Linked DNA regions of Mus musculus: region 2 is linked to region 1. The links are chromatin loops, found by intact Hi-C in ENCODE. Cell type or tissue: heart. All regions are shown on one strand. Each heading gives the region's core, and the rest is flanking DNA. Links, peaks and the distances in the headings are about the cores only. Region 1 has its middle 27 kb from the start of Gm32401. Region 2 has its middle 14 kb from the start of Nedd9.

Region 1 (8,335 bases), core at 324-8,323:
AAGTAAAATTGTATGCCAAATAACCCAGAACAATTCTTTTTTTTTTTTTTTTTTTCTTTCTGTTGACTTTGTTGGTGGTGGTGATGCGATGCAGCCCATGCAGTCCACGTTTCAGCCTCCCAAGTGTGGAATTACAGGCACTCAGCACCATACCCAGTTCAGGATGTGACTTTCATGTGGACAAGGCTTTGGCCTGTTATACTCATTGTTATAATATTAAGTGCCTGCCATATACAAGTTACTCAGTAAATCTCACATGAGCAAAATGCATAATTTTTTTTTACTATTACTATATGCCAATTTGAGGGCACACTCTAAAGTTACAGAATATTCATTCATGTATAGCAAAATTTAGGAAACCAGTTTTTGCCCAATTCAAAGTCAGGAAGCAAGGGGGCAAGTCAAAGGCCACACAGAGACAAGCTACAGGGCAGGGGACAGTGCCTTTGTTAGATGCTTCAGCTGGCCTCTGCTATGAGTGTGGGTATTTACAGTAAATGTTCACAGATACTTTTCTGGGCTTTATTCTTTAGAAGAAAGGAGGGAATCTGGGAGGTAGAGTATCAAAAGGCCGAGAAGTGGAGTTAAGTGGCAGGAGGTGGGGGTGAACACAATGCCATCTGTTACCCAGCCACCACTGCCCACAGCCCCACTTCTGGTTCTTGAAGGCCATTAATATGTTTAAACGCTCAAGTGCATTATCTCCTGACACTTAAGCCGGGCACGTCTCTGGCTCTAAAACGTGTGATAAGCCCTTGTAATGCACACACGCGATTATGAAGGGGGGCCTTGGAGTTCAGCACCTCATTTAGCACTGAATTCCAGACAGATGGAAAAACAATCCACCTGGCCCACTCTCCTTGAAGCACAGCCCATTGAAGATGGTTATCAGGGAGAGTGGGAGCCTTCAAGGTGGGGAGAAGCTCAGAAGAGGGCAGAGACAACATAGCCACGGCTGCTTGTGGAGACTCGCTCCCATCCTGAGTGGCACACGCCTCAAACAAAAGAGCATATTGAATCTCCGGGTTTAGGTGAGGGCAGGTCTGTTCCGGTCAAACTGTTGGCAAAATGAATACAACCTTCAAGGTCACATGCGGGAGCCTGGTGTGGATGGCTTCAGTTTTATCTGCTGCCAGACACCTGCTGTTTCTGATCTCTACCTCACATAGACAGTAAATTTCCACTTGTGACTTGCAATCCCACTCTTGCTTAGAACCAAGGCCTTCTTGTCAGGCAGTCCACAGCTCCCTTCTCCTCAGCCTTATCTCCTGGTTCGGAAGCTCAGAAAATAGAGACTTTGCCTCTTATTTATTTCATGATAGTCATTCAACATGCTCCCCTCTCCCTCAAAAACCCCCACTCTTGGTGCTGGACAGACAGCTCAGTTAGTGACGCGTTTTCTTACACAAACATGAGGACCAAGGTTCAGTCCCTTAGCACTCAGGTAGAAAGCTGGAGACGGTGGCACGTGCTTCTAGTCCCAGGCCTGGAGAGGTGGAGACAGGGGAATCCCAGGGAGTAGCTAGCCTAGCCTAGCTGGGTGAACCCCAGATCTTAGTGAGACATGAGGCCTAAACAACAACACCCAAGGTTGACATCTGGTCTCCACACACATGTGCACCTACACAAGTTACACGTCCATTTACACACACACACACACACACACACACACACACACACACTTTCTTTTCTTCACTTTTACTCACAATCCTTGTACAAATTCTTGCTCCTTCCTGGTAAAGATTCAGTGTTTAAGAAAACCCCAGGGATTGAGGCACAGAGTGGGAGGAGGGGGAGTTCCCATACTTCTCATTCCAAGGCCTTTTGACTCTAGAGTTATAAATGCCAGCAGCCAGCTCTGTCTGTAGAAAAGGAATCTGGGGAATTCTCCTGGAAGTGGGGGTGATATTAATGAGGACAGATAAAGTTTTTCAAAGGTTCTTCCTGACTGACTGAAAGAGGGTGACTGGAGAAGAGAGCCTGGGAAGAGGGTCAGGGAGCACTGTTAGGAGCTGGGAGCGAGATTAATGTTAACTTGAAGGTTCTGAGGGAAGAGAACGAGGAAACCCAGTGGGGGAACTTCTAAGACTTCACAGGGAGGAGTCAGGAGGGGGATGACAGCCAGAGAAGACAGGCTGATTAATGCTTTCAACCTGAGCCAAGAAAACTGCACAGGGAGAGACCATGCCATTTGTGACTTGTGCTGACAGTATGCAGTTTCACACGATGGGATGGGACTTTAGGGTTTCCTAAAGTTATTTGTGTAAGAGGTGACCTTGGTGTTCAGGACAGTAGAGGAGTATATAGAGACTGGACAACAAGACAGCAGGTGCGAGCATAATAAACACGGTGTGTGTGTGTGTGTGTGTGTGTGTGTGTGTGTGCGCGCGCGCATGCATGAGTGCATACCTGTATGTTCTTCTGGGGAGCCACCCACCTGAAGTGGAAACTTCTAGTTTCTTTGGAAAGTTAATTACGTCAAATGATGTTTTGCTGGAGCACACAGGTGAAAGGATGCCTTGCTAAAGCAGACACGTGAAAGACTTTTCCTGAAGCAGACGCAGGGGAAAGGATGTTTGGATATAGCAGACATGTGAAAGGACTGCCTTGGTGGAAGGTGCTTTTAGCAAAACTCAGAAGACCACACTAGATAGAAGGAATGGAGAAAATCTCAAGGTTAATCTCATAGCATTGTCCCTGGTTTGTCACCTGCCACTATACTGGCCTCTTCGCTATTGCTCAAATACAACTTCAGCACCTGCTCTCTTTAGTGGTGGTTCTGACCCATACCTGCAGGGGTACCAGGATCTCCTTGTTTAAAGTTTCTTACATAACACCAACTTACAGCTTCGTCCTTCCTCTAGAGCCCCAATCACTGCTTAACACAATCTACTGTATCTAAATATTGCTTTGGCCTATTTATCTCTCCATCCTTGAAATGTGAATACTCCTCAGTTAATGTTCATTCAATGAGCAGACATGCCTGTTGTCCCAGGATTTATATCTTTTATGTTGCACAGAAGGGAGCTTTCTGTAATAGGCCCTGGCTCAGCAGACTCCCCAGCCCTACTGTTTTAAGTGATAATGGGGACAACCTTGGAAACGCACAGAACAAGGGAGACCAGTGTTAGCCATTAGGGACACACCCAGCAGAGCAATGCTCTTTAGCAGGGAAGTAAATACCTGAACTCCACTTTTGTTGTATGGCTATAAAAAGACTCAGGGGCCCCCAGGTGAGTTCAAAGTCCCCTCTGTTTACAGAACGGAGTCAATCTTGTTATAATGGACACACTAGAATTCACAAGCACAGAGCACTTGAGTCTCTTCTTTGACATATCTCCATAGAGATGGTCCTCTGTTTGTGGCTAACAGGTCTCTCCAGAGAGTGGAGAGAGGAACTGAGGAGCCCTGGAGTATCAGAGACTAGCTTTTCAAGCCCTATTAGACTTGCTTTGATTACTCAACCAGTGGCTGCTGTAGGTGACGGGCCAGGGTTAATACTTGGTAGGGTCTCAGCTCTCGTCTGAGCACACTGAGAGAGTGAGCTCTCTTCAGCATAGAAGTCTGTGCTCAGCCAGTGTCATCCCGTGAACAGTGGCCTGTGAGCTGTAAGGAGAAGGTCAGTCAGATGTCCCTGTTGCTGGTTCTTCAGAATAAACCCCATTTCCTTGTCCCATTCTCTTTTCTTGTCCTGCCTGCATCTCCATGGACCAACCTCACCCAGGCTGTTTTAGTTCCTCCCCCATATCTTCCTCAAAGCCACAGCTCATCGTAGGACTCCTGTGTTACCCCAAGCAAGGCCGAGGTTAGGAACCCCAAGGCACAAGGATCATGACGCCTGGCCTTTCGTGGTTTCTTCCAGCTGCAACTTTGGGGATGAATACTCTGTCCCTTTCTGTGTATGCATGGGCTAGATCGCTTCAACCAAGGATCCTTCCTGGTTCTAGACTGACAAGTGTGTGGAAGATGTGAGCAAACTCACCTTGATATTTCAGGCTGAAGCTTTATCTAATTAACAATACATGAGTTGGCAGCTAGGTCTGTGTGGTCAATGAGTTCAAGGGTTCCACCATTTTGGGAAACAAGGGCTCACTCCTGTCCAGCATTTTTGTATCTCAAAATTAGTGAAGATGAGGATGTCAGGTGTCAGCCTGACCTCTAGAGGCCAGACTTAAGGGCAAGGCATCAGATGATACTTAAGCCACAAATTTGTCCCAAGCCCAAGTACAAGGTTGACATATATAGCATCTGATAGTCTGGGCAAGCCAAGTGGTCCCTGGGGCCCACCATTACTATTGCACAACTTGGTATTTTGCCGTTCTTGGCTCATCCAAGCTATGTTTTTCTCCTGGTTTAGTTTCTCTTTCAAATTCCCTGATTTGAAATTGTAGACCTGGGTAGCCCAAGCAGAAGTGTCATCATCTGGCTTTGGCAACTTCCTCTGTGACTGGCCGTGGGAAAAGAAAGATGGGCTCACAGATCCTCAGAGAGCAAGGGAATCTTAAGGATCCGAAGCCTGCCATTTCTGTCCAGGCCTTCAGTCAGTTAGCAAGGTCATTGGAGTAACACATTCCTTAGATTATTGACTTAGTGAGTTCCTACTGTGTGCCAGGTGCCCTAGTGGGTGATGGAGGGACATGACCAAGATATCAAGCAATATCTTGTTACCCAGGAAGTTATCTAGGAAGGAGATAGTTAAATATGTGGTTAGGATGCACAGCAAAGTATAGTGTATTTGTGAGTAGAGAGAGAATGTGTTAGGGGAAGGGATGTTACCCAGGGAATCATAAAACCTTCATAGGAGAAGTGAAATCCATTCCCCAACTCCACCTTTCCTGAAGAAAAATTGACACATAAAATTTGTAGATATTTAAGGCATACAACTGCACATTTTGCTAAAAGTCTACACTGGAAAACAGTTGCCACTATCAAAATCCATCCCTTCCCTGAGACTGAGGAGTCAGAGCTCTGTCTCTTGGATTTCTGTCATTATCCTCACGGCTACACTGTGAAGGTTTCATCTGTGCCCCATCCTGCAAAGGGGTATATTGAAGCTTTAATCCCAAATTCCTAGGAATATGACCCTATTTGGACACAGCTCTCAGATCTCATCCAGGTAAGAGAAGGTCATTAAAGCCAGCTCTAATACGTTAGTCATTGTCCTTACGGGTCAACAGTAGATGAGGACAGAAACTGAGGAGGTAGCTCTGGAAAGGCAGAGGCAGAGGTCAGAATGATGCTGCCACAGGCCACAGAATTTGGGGACCTCTAGGAGACAGAAGGGAGTGGAGACTCCCTAAAGCTCTGTGGGAAAATGGCCCTGTCTGCTGACTGGGCTCAGACTTCTGTCCTCCCGAGCCATGGGACTTCATTAAAGAAATCTAAAAACGTGGTCACAGTGGTCCCATTATTCTCCAGAGTCCAAATGACTGAGATGTTCCTTAATTGGAGAGATAACATTTCTGATGTTAACCTTTCAAATAGATGAGCTTCCAGGAATGAAGGCTGGGTGACAGCTATGTAACACAGCATCTGCCCAGTATGTGTGAGGTTTTCATGCTCAGCACTGGGAAGGCAGAAGGCAAGCTGGAAGAGAGCCACGGTGGCATGGAAGGAAAGAAAAAATGCTTAAACCTTCCTACAGGAGAAGAGAGAACAACCTGACAAGGTGGAACGGCCTGAAATGTTGAGGCAGGAAGAATAACACGGAGCCATAATTTGAGGGTCTCAGGGAGCCAATATTTTCACACTGGCTTGATCCAAGGTTTCAGCAGTAACAAGGGATAAATCTAGACTGAAAATTAGCCACAAGGATTACTTTCCCTCTGGCTTAGCTGCAGACTAGAAGAATAACACAAACAGCTCCGTCTGAACTTGTCTAGCAACTCAAAAGCCAGTGGTTTGAACAAAGCAGACTTGGCCTGTGTATGACTTACAGGAAGGAAGAGGGAAAAAAACAAACAAAACAAAACAGTGCTGTGCAGCTATTTCTTCTTTTGCCTATGGGACACACTGAAGAAAGAAACCAAATCCCATGTGTCATAGACCCTTCTGAAACCGACCAAAGAAAGACAAGGAGTATGAGTCTCCTGTCCCCAATTTTTAAGGACCTCATTATCCTGATGAAGTCACATTGACCCTGGGACTTCTCCAGTTTCAACTAAATGCTGGGCACATCTTTAAAATTAGACCTGATGACGACAGCCCTGGAGTCACAGACCCTGGTATTTGGCTAACACTTAGATCTCAGTGGGGCGAAAGACAAAGAAATGAAGCTTCACACTGTGGCAAAATCACCCTCATGGGGTTGGCTTGTTGCTCCATTGAAGTCCACCCAAGACTCCCCGGCACCAATTGTTTATACCTAACCAACTTCCATCTTCCCTCCTTTCTAGAACATACTCTGACTGCCTTTGGGAAATGTAACTCGGTGTTCCAAGTCTATGCCTGACGGTGTTGGCACAAGGCTATAGTGCAGTGCATCAGGATATTATATTGTCCCAACATCAGTATGTGCTTTAGAAACAGGCAAAGGGTACAAGTCAACTCAAAGAAGGTTTGCCAAGAACAAGATAAACTAAAATGAAATGACATTTGTTTGGGGGACTTAAAGTGGAGTTAGGAAGTCAATATTTATGATGAGGTAGTATGAAAAGGGTCTTCATTTGTATCCCAGGTTTGCCTGCTTTGAAGATCCTCTCTCCTCAGACCCCTCAGTGCTGGACTGCTGGGTATGTCACCTCATCTCTCTCTCTGAGAAGCCTTGTCAGTCAGATACCTCTGAGCTGAAACCTTGCATTGAGCTACAGATGGATGTAGCACATGAGGTGGTTTTGTAAGATTCGTAGTCTCTGTTGACCTATGACAAAGTCCCCTCTTTTATCTACTAGATGCTGTCAGGGACACTTCAGCCAGCTTTGCTTACCATTTCAGAATAGCAACCAATGGAATTACTGATCCCATTGTAGCTTAAAGCTGTAAGTACAGCTGCCATCTTGTAAAACCTGTGAGCACATCTTCAATTCTGTGGGAGTCTCTCTTTTCATGGATTGCCACTATTATGAGACCCCAAACAAATGTAATTGTACTTGCTCTTGGCTAGGTTGGTTTTATCCTACCCCAGGAAGATGACCTTAGGCAAGTTTATAAAAGGAATTGGGAGTAAGATGAAGTTGGTTGGGTTTGGGGGAGGATTGTGGATGCACACAACTGCAGCTGCCATATTGCTGCCAGTGTGGGGAAAACCATGTCAGTGAACAGAGGTGGAAGAGACCAAGTCTCGACAAGATAAACCTATGCCCAACAGTGCCAGGAACTTAAAAACATTTATTACCGTTTCACATCTACATACACAGAAATTTATAAATAGAGCCTTTTGAATCCCTTCAGTGTTGCTTGCTTATATCTGTGTTTAGGGCTGACCACTTGGTATTGGATACCAGCAGATGACCCTGATTCTCCCTCTCTTAGTAGTCGTTAATTGCCTATAGCTGGTCATCTAGGAGTGGGGCCTTATGACATTTCCCAGGTCAACTGGTATTGTCACCGTTTATGCCCCATCTAACCAAGCCTACTGTTGAGAGCTCACAGGTACAGATTCTCATCCAATACAGAAAACAATCTGGTTCCTCTATTGAAGAAGGAAAGAAAGCAAACCTCCCAATCCTCTGACTTTTAGAGTCCTTCTACTTCGTTTTCTGTGAGATTTCTTGAGCCTTAGGTGCTGGAGTTGTGCTACAGAGTTATCAGCTAGGGCTGGGCCCCACAGTCAGTTGTCTGCATTTGACCTCTTGTGGCTGTTTACAACCCCTCCTTTCTGTTCTAACTACTGTACTTCTCTTGTTTATTTAGGGCATTGGCTACTAGATGTCTTTTACTGGCAACTCAGGGTATATAATACACAGAGTTTTATAAAGTATAATGACTGTATTAGTTACGGTTTTACTGCTGTGAACAGACACCATGACCACGGCAAGTCTTATAAAAAAAACATTTAATTGGGCTGGCTTACAGATTCAGAGGTTCAGTTCATTACCATCAAGGTGGGAGCATGGCAGCATCCAGGCAGGCATGGTGCAGGAGGAGCTGAGAGTTCTACGTCTTTATCCAAAGGCTGCTAGTGGAAGACTGACTTCCAGGCAACTAGGATGACTCTTAAGCCCACACCCACAGTGACACACCTATTCCAACCAGGCCACACCTCCAGATGGTACCACTCCATGGTCCGAGAATATACAATCCATCACAATGCCATATGTCACAAATTTGTATACTTGTCATATCATTGGATGGAATGACTTGAGAGGCAGAGAAGACATGAATGCAGGCATAATGG
Region 2 (8,335 bases), core at 108-8,107, 87 kb before region 1:
AACAAGAAGATGAGAAAGGTTTGCGAAACACAAGCTTATAACCAGGACAGTAGGGAAGAATCATTTCAGCCCGTATAAAATGGCTCCTGTAGGATGGCTCTCAGAGTTTCAGAGAATTCAGAATGAGGACATTCTTAATTTCTGCCCTTGGATCACAGTGGCTCTGTCTAGCACGTGGCCCAATGTGAGTCCTGCATGGCCCACTGGAAGGGCCATGTTCCACTGAGAGCCACCAACGTCTCTGATGCTAAGGCTGGAGGGTCTTCTCCGTTTGCTTTACCTCTCTCTGCACCTGGTGCCTTCTCACTTCCTCTGGCTTGAGCTAGATGCACCTTCCGGTTTCCAGATGGACAGCAGATCCCTTTATCCCCTCCCACCTGCTTTCTCTTCAGGCAGGCATTTCCTCAGCGTGTTTGCCTTCTGCCCCCTCTTCTCTAGGGCATCCTCTCCTGCAATTTATCCTCTTGCTTCTGTTCCAATAACAACCACACTTCACAACATAGGTTCTGAGTCACAAACTCATTTCCTACCATGCCCAGATATCCCAGCGACATCTTTTAAGCACTACGTGTTCAAACGTTGTGATTAGCTCTATATGTCAACCTGGCTAGGCCGTGTCTCCAGATATTTTTTTTAAAAAACAAATTTGCATACTAGATGCTAATATAAGGATAATTTTATAGATTAGGTTAACATTAACATCAGTAGACAATAAATAAAGAATATGACCCTTCATCACACGAGTGGACCTCATCTAAGCATTTGAAGGTCAACAGAAAACAGGTTGAGGCCTTCCAAGGAAGATAAATTCTACCTCCATTGACCTCAGGTTCAGCTGCTTCGTCAGTGTGGCAGCTCTTTCTTGAGTCTTTAGTGTGCCAGTTTATGCTGCATATTTTGTTCTGTGTGCCATTCCTTAAAACACAGTTAGAATCCCCCATCTGTCTCTGTCTTTCTGTCTGTTTGCCTGTCTCTGTCTCTATCCATCTCCTCTTCCAAACAATTATGCTTTAGACCAGAGGATCTCAACCTGTGGGTTGGACACATATGAGATACCCTGCATATAAGATATTTGCATTATAATCCATAATAGTAGCAATATTATAGTTATGAAGTATCAGTGAATTAATTTTACTGTTGAGGGTCACCATCACATGAGGAACGGTATTAAAGGGTCACAGCATTAGGGAGGTTGAGAACCATTTGCCTATTGCGAGGTAGAGGAATCTATAGGAAGTGGACCATAGCAGATAGGAGTTGGATCACTGGAAAGAGATTATGGTGTACCAATCTCTTCCTTCTAAGTTTGGTACTCAGTCCAGTGGTGAATAATTGCCTGGACCGAATACTCCCACCATAATGTGCTACCTTGTCACAGGCTCTAAAGCAATGAGGCTAACTGACTATAGATGGAAAACTTCAAAACGCTGAGCCCCAGCAAACATTTGTTTTCAACTTAATCACCTCAGGTGTTGTTACAGTGGAAGCTGACCAACACAGGCAACATCACCACCACCATCACCAGCAGCTGTTTTGCTCCTCACAATAACACAAATCTAAAACCCCCTTGAATGGATGTAGTTCACCTAAAGCTACTCTTCTTTTGACATGACCATTGTCTTAGGCACCTAGAGCCAAACCCTCACTCGGATTGAACTTCCCATATGCAATTAGTGTCCAGTTCTCATCCATCCACTTAATCTAATCACCACACAGGTCTGGCCAAGCAGAGGCTTGACCCCCTCGTCCACAGTGATTTATCTGAGAACTAAGCACATGAGTCAGAAAATCAATCTGAGGTCGTCTTCGAGATTTTGTATATGTACCATGAAAAGAAGGCTTCTCCATCTTTGGATCATATACTATGCTTAACAGTAAATACCCTTTTCTCTTCGTAACATGTTTATAGGGAGAGAGGATCATACTCCAAGCAAAACGAAGCAGAGACTAAGAACAAATGAATGGAAAGTCCTGACCTTGTCTGCGTCTCCTGAATCAGCCATGCCTGAAGTCTGCTCCAAGATCATCTAACTCATACAGCAACATGCTGGTTGGGTTCTGTCAACATGCTACAGACCTAGACATGTCTGGGAAGAGGGATTTTGAGAAAATTCATCCATAAGATTTACCTGTGGGCACAGCTGTGGGGCATTTTCTTCATTAATGATTGATATGGGAGGGCCCACCCCTGCTTAGGATGTCCTGATTTGTATAAGAAACCCGGCTGAGCAAGGTAGAAGGAGCAAGCCAGTTAGCAACACTCTTCCATGACTTCTGCATCAATTGCTGCCTCCAGGTTCCTGCCTTGAGTTCTTGCTTTGACTTCCCTCAGTGATGGACTTTGATGGGAAACTTTAAGCTGAAATAAACACTTTCTTCCCTAAGTTGCTTTGGTTCATGGTGTTTTATCACAGAGCCCTAACTAAGACAGACAAAGAAAGTATTCTCCCTTAACCCAATCTTTACCTGGCTTCTTTTCATTGCACTCACCCTCTACCAGAGAGCAAGGGCCTCTCCCCACTCATGTGCACTTTGTGCGTCCTTTCCACAGAAGTCTTACAATCAAAGACACCCAGTCAGTGTGTTGTGCTAGACTCCTGGGCCTGGCCTGGAGGTATAGGATCCTAACACTGTGTAATAAGGAGAGGGAGAAGTGACCACTGAGGTGGCTGAAACAGAAAGGAGAGTCAGGCATTAGGAAATTGCAGGGTGACAGCACGTTAGAACATGGTGACAGAGATTTGTTGGTTTATGGAGAGGAAACTTTTAACAATGAAAGGGAAAGCAAGACACTGTGTCAGCTGGGTTCTGGGGGGCAGCGGCTTGTGCACCTGCAAAGCCATTTAGCCATCAGTATCACATTTCCTTGCCGATTATTTTGTCCTTGTTAATAGCCTCTGAGATTTCATATTTCTCCCCTCCACCAATCCCAACTGCTCGACATAACAGTAGGCACCGTGGGAGCCACAAAGATGAATAATACCCAGACACTGCCCTTACTTCTTAAATACCTATTACAGAGCAGCCAAGGTAACTTCATGAAGATAAACTTTGTGCTGGGGAGAGGGAAAAAAAAATCACACCATCAAGTTATGTAAGTTTCTATTTTAAAATCATCTGGTTCTAATCTGCTAAAGTTTAATGCTTTCTAGCTAATGCCAAAGTGCTACATTTGATTTATGGAAATACTTTAGCACATTTTTCCATCGCAGCCTTGTACAATATAGTTACCACCCCTTTTGTTATGGTTAGAAAGATTACGGACCTTAAAACAGCCTTCTTTATGAGCTTGCTGATATTTTATCATAAAATTCCGTAAGATGGAATGAAATAGTCTAGTAAGCAGCAGAATTCAGAGACCATTTCACATGGTTCAACTTTATTTTCCTTTTTTTTTTCACATTTAACAAAGTGATCCATCTGGAAAGTGGATGTTTAAAAACTTTCACTATGAGAAATCACTTCTTTTCAGGGAAGATAATATATTTTTTTCCTCTCTTTGGGTGGGGCAGGGGTGGATATTTAGATACGTGTTACACAAAGCTACACTGTGGACCAAATAATAACATCAACACCAAAGGATAAAGGCATACACCAGCCCAGACTTCCTTCCTATACACTCAGAGCATTGAGGTAAATGGAATGACCGTCAGAAGATCTTACAGGTACTGTTGGCATCTGTGGCTCAGGAAGTCAGCGCAGAGCATGGCTCAGGTTGATGGGACCTCAAGGCTATTTGCATGTCCATGCTCCAAGACTTGTTCCACAGGGACCTACAGTTCCAGAGAGAGAGGCAAAGGCAGACTCCACTCAGGCTCCAGGAATGAAATGTATTTATCTATTTTGTGATGCTAGGGACTGAATTCTGGCCTTTCTGTATGCTAGACAACTCAACCACTGAGCCACAACCTTAGCCTTTCAATAAAGAAATTTTATACACACACACACACACACACACACACACACACACACAGACCTACATATATATACACACACAAACATATAATATAGACACATAATATATATTCACTTGCATTTATAATATATACATATATTGTATATGCACATATAACACATACACATATATAATATAGACACATATATTCACTTGCATTTATAATATACATACAAGTATATTATATATACACATACACACACACAAACTCACACATGTCGTAACACATATTCATTTTCAGGTACTTTGAACTTTGGGCTTTGCAGAAGCTGAGCAGTGCTCTACCCCTGAGCTCTGTTCCCCAGCAGGACTGAGCTTCTTTTTAGTTCTTCTAGCGTTAAGTTTAGCCACATCACTCAGCACGGCTGTTTGTTAACCACCTCAAGACACTGCACTGAACAGTCAAGGCCTCTGAAGCACAGTTTGGCCAAAGCCTTTCTGACCTGCAAGGGTCCAGCTGAAGAAGCCATTCTTAAAGGTCACTGGGCTCAGTGTGCTCCTTCGGTTTCTGTTTTCTGCAGGAAGTAAGGGTTTTCACTTCACACCCACAGAAACCAAGATGGCTGCCCAGGAAACACTCCCCCTCAGCCTGGCTCAGTCTAGTTCTTTAAAACAAAGTGGTTTCATTTTCCTCAAGCGGAGTTCAGGCAGCTCTTTGCAGTGATGACCTCCAAAGGCATGGCGGATAAAAAGATGCTGCCTTCCCAACAATCTCTCTGTTTGCCTCAGTGCTGGGGCTCAGGCTGTGTGTGCTTACACATCGTCTGCAGGGAGACTTTGTGACTTGGAAACAAGGCAGCTGGAATGGGCCTAGTCCCATCAAAGCACGTGTTGAGGCTCTGTCCCCAGAGTGACAGTGACAAAGGTGACAGGGCTAGTAAGGGGCACCACCAGGGTCTGCACTCATTTTCTCTCACTGGAGTGAGAAAGGGGGCTAGGCTAGCCTTTGCAGAACTTCTGCCCCCTTTTCTCCCTGCTCACACCTGCCTCCCCTCAGCTGAGCAGGAATAGACACCTGTACTTTCAGAACCGAACTGAACCTAACACACACACACACACACACACACACACACACACACACACACCATTGGGTTTCAGATATTCAGCGACAACAATATAGAACAGATTAAAGACAGCATTCTTTCCATCTGTCCCTGGAAACAACGTAAAAAGACATGAAAATTTAAAACAGTAATCAAAAGAGAGCACCAAGACCTCATTTTTCCTCCTGGATTGTTCTTTGGAATGCTTGTCTTTCATATCAGGTCCATCTGCCCTCTGTGACTCCTCAGCTCCAGTTCCAGCCCCTTGAAATTTCATGCGGCCTTTGCCGATGAATGCTATGATCAGCCCCAACCCACCTACTATGTTCCACCATTAACCCCATCTGTGCCTTGTGGCCAGCAAGTTCTTTGTACAATAGATGATCAAAAAGGTAGTCAATTCTCTGTTTGATGCAGGCAATAGTAAATTATATTTTATTGAGATATGATCCACATGCATAAAATCCACCTTTATATAGTATATGATTCAGTTATTCTTGCAGGGTCTGCAAAGGTGGATCAAAGAATTTCAGGACACTTTCTTTTCTTTGGAATGAGACTGCTTACTGGTCTGGGCCACTCCCCATCTGTACCCCAAGCCCTTGGCAACTCATCTCATTTCTATTTAGAGACAGCTGCAATTTTGCATTCAACTCAGTTTCAAAGCCAAACACAAACGTAAGACTGGCTGTGTGTGTGTTTTTCTTTCTGTATACTTAAAAATATACGTCAGATGCATGAACACATGTATCTAGCTAACACTTGACAAAGAAAATGAAGTGAAACAGCTCAACCATACCAATAAAATACGGAGAAGGAAAGCAGACTTTGCGGCCAGTGTGAGCAATGCTTTAGAGGGCTTTCAGAAAGAAAAGAGGAATGAGGTTCAGCCGAGACAAGAGCATGACTCCTTTGTACGCACCAAGGAGATGCCCCTGAGCCAGATGTAGCTAAGTGGTTACCCAACTTCCACTAAGACTCATCAGATAGAAGTTAATTACTCTACATCACAAATGCTGAAGGTGGTGATGGCCCAGATCAAGCCCACACGGCAAGGACTCCACTGAAGCTAGCCTGGCATGATGTTCCATTAGCTACATTTCCAGCTTGCCCATACATCTTTAAACTGGTTGAGAAAAATAGTCTAATAAGGAAATTGTTGTTCTACCGACAGCCACTAGGAAAATAGCAACAGGCATTGCGCTTCCTTCTCTGGCACAACAGGCAGGACAACACAGGAGTTCTCTTCTGTTAGCCTATTTATGACCACTGCAGCTTTCTGTTCTGCACTGCAGAAGCTACAGGAGCCCTTGGTTCACCACAGCCCTCAGTCCAGGTTTATCCTGAAGCTGATGGCCAGGCTACAGAGGACCCTGAACTTTCCTGGTGCCAGAACTCCTTTGATCTACCTCCTCTGTTCTGGTAACTTCCTTGATGGGATGCTGAGGCCTCATTGTTGTCCTGGGAGGCCCAACTTCTTGTACCTGGATCTCCCTGACATTCTGAGGATTGGGCCAGTCTCTTGTGCCAGATCCCTGTCTCTCTTCTGATTGGTCTTTAAGCTGTGATGCTCTCCTGAGTTCCACTGGCCTCAGCCCTCCCCTTTAAGCAAAAGGATTTCTTCCAATCCAGGATCCTTCCACAGTCCACTGTCCACAGAGCAGTGACTATACTCTTGAGTTAATCGATATGTCAGTGTGGCTGGGCCCCAGACATTTGGTTAAGTGTTACTCTGGATGTCTGTCTGAAATGCTTTTGGATGAAATATAGACAGGTCTGCGGACTTTAGACACACACATTATTCTCCACCATGGGTCTTTTCTAAACCCTGGATGGCATCTCTAAAAAAAAAACACTTACCGAGTCTTATAGATTTAGATTTGACTGTGAATGATTCTCTTCTTGTGTTGTAGGAGTCTGAGATGCCAAGGTGTTCATGAAAGTCAGACAAGGCAGCAGTCTGCATGAACAGGTTGTGAAAGGACTCATCCACCTTGGTCGAGGGGATATTCTCAACTTTCTTTGGTCTGAAGTACTGCCAGGTCCTAGGATGATGTTTTCCCCTGCTCAAGTAAACTTTTGTTTTATATTGCAATGGTCTCATATTTTAACAGTCTACACTAATTAAAATATGAATAGATGTCCATTTGGAAGGGTGTGCCTGAAGACAGAGTCAAACAGGCATCTAGGAGTAGAAGTTACATAAGAAGGCGAAAAGGAAACAGTTGACACTTGAAGAAAAAAAGAACTCTGGTTGTGCATGGTCTGCCTGCCTGCCTGCTTGTCATCCCTGTAGGTCATGGTGTCTGCGAAGTAAATGTTGTGATTTGCTGGCTCAGAGGAGCCTTAGGACCATGTGACAAGCACAGTAGCCAACGCCTAATCTAATTTGACACGCTATGATGCTGGCTTTGCCGGGGTCACCACGTGTTACCCACCCATCAGGATGGCTTCCAACATCTCTTCTTCTCATCAGTGTCATAAACATTAAAGGGAAAAGTTCCAGGTCTGTGCAGTGTAGCAGGAAGGGCAGAGCTGCCACCACCAGGGAGGTTTCTGGTTCCCCTCCCTCACAAGCCATTCACTCAATGAGATGGTTTCTCCATAGATCCCAGATCTGCACGCTACATCAAGCCACCATTTTCAGCTGTATCATGACAGGATAAACACACAGGGGATGGACTGTGACTTCTGTCCTGAGATTCTAGAATGGGGCCTAACGATTTTCTTACACTCACTATCCCAGAATGTTTCAGTTCTTCTTTGTCCATTTAACAAGGCCCTAAAATGAACCTCCTTATTAGAGTTGCAAATGAAACCATGCACCTGCCAACTCCTTCATGCTTTCACCTCTAATTCTGAACTGCAAATCACGGGTGACAATTTGATTTCTCTGGGCACGGAGGCTGGACTTTCCATATGTGAAAACATCTCCTGAAGTTTGCTGTTGGAAGGAAACAATGGGGTCTGAGGTAAACAGCTGTTTCACTTGGGTTTGTTTGTTTGTTTGTTTTAATAGATAAGCTACAGTGGACAGAGCAAGTCCAATCCAATAAAAGCAAAGTCACATAAAAAGTAAATATTGTATTTCATTGTATTATCTTGATCTTGATTCTCTTCAACAACACAGACTGATCTAAATCTGTGTAATAGTCAGTCCCATGCTGACATTTCAGGAAAAAAACAGTAGTTTGGGAGACCATAAATATGAGTTTGTTGTGGTGGTCCTAAAATCATTTATTAAACTCACCTTTCTCTTGTCCCTTGGCTTTAGTTAATGGGATATCTATGTTGAGGTCCAAGCACTGAGCTTTAAGAAACAGGGGCCTTTGGAGTC

Evidence for each region. A loop is a pair of places that touch in the nucleus more often than their neighbours do. Peaks named below come from ENCODE experiments on the same cell type or tissue, not always from the same donor. Only the 100,000 strongest peaks of a DNase experiment are listed, where the experiment ranks them.
Region 2: a loop joins it to region 1, with 2.0 times the contacts of the local background. A loop is called at or near these places in 2 of 42 quality-filtered maps.

Annotation. Positions count from the first base shown.
Region 1 is chr13:41,455,729-41,464,063 of GRCm38, forward strand. It overlaps a transcript of Nedd9 not described here. Among named protein-coding and RNA genes, the nearest start is that of Gm32401, 27 kb to the right of the region's middle. In heart, for the core only: a CTCF peak has its summit at 4,171 (motif pointing left); a DNase peak (open chromatin) is centred at 4,343; H3K27ac peaks cover 815 bases; H3K27me3 peaks cover 5,893 bases.
Region 2 is chr13:41,368,527-41,376,861 of GRCm38, forward strand. It overlaps a transcript of Nedd9 not described here. Among named protein-coding and RNA genes, the nearest start is that of Nedd9, 14 kb to the left of the region's middle. In heart, for the core only: no CTCF peak of the experiment used is centred there; a DNase peak (open chromatin) is centred at 4,535; H3K27ac peaks cover 307 bases.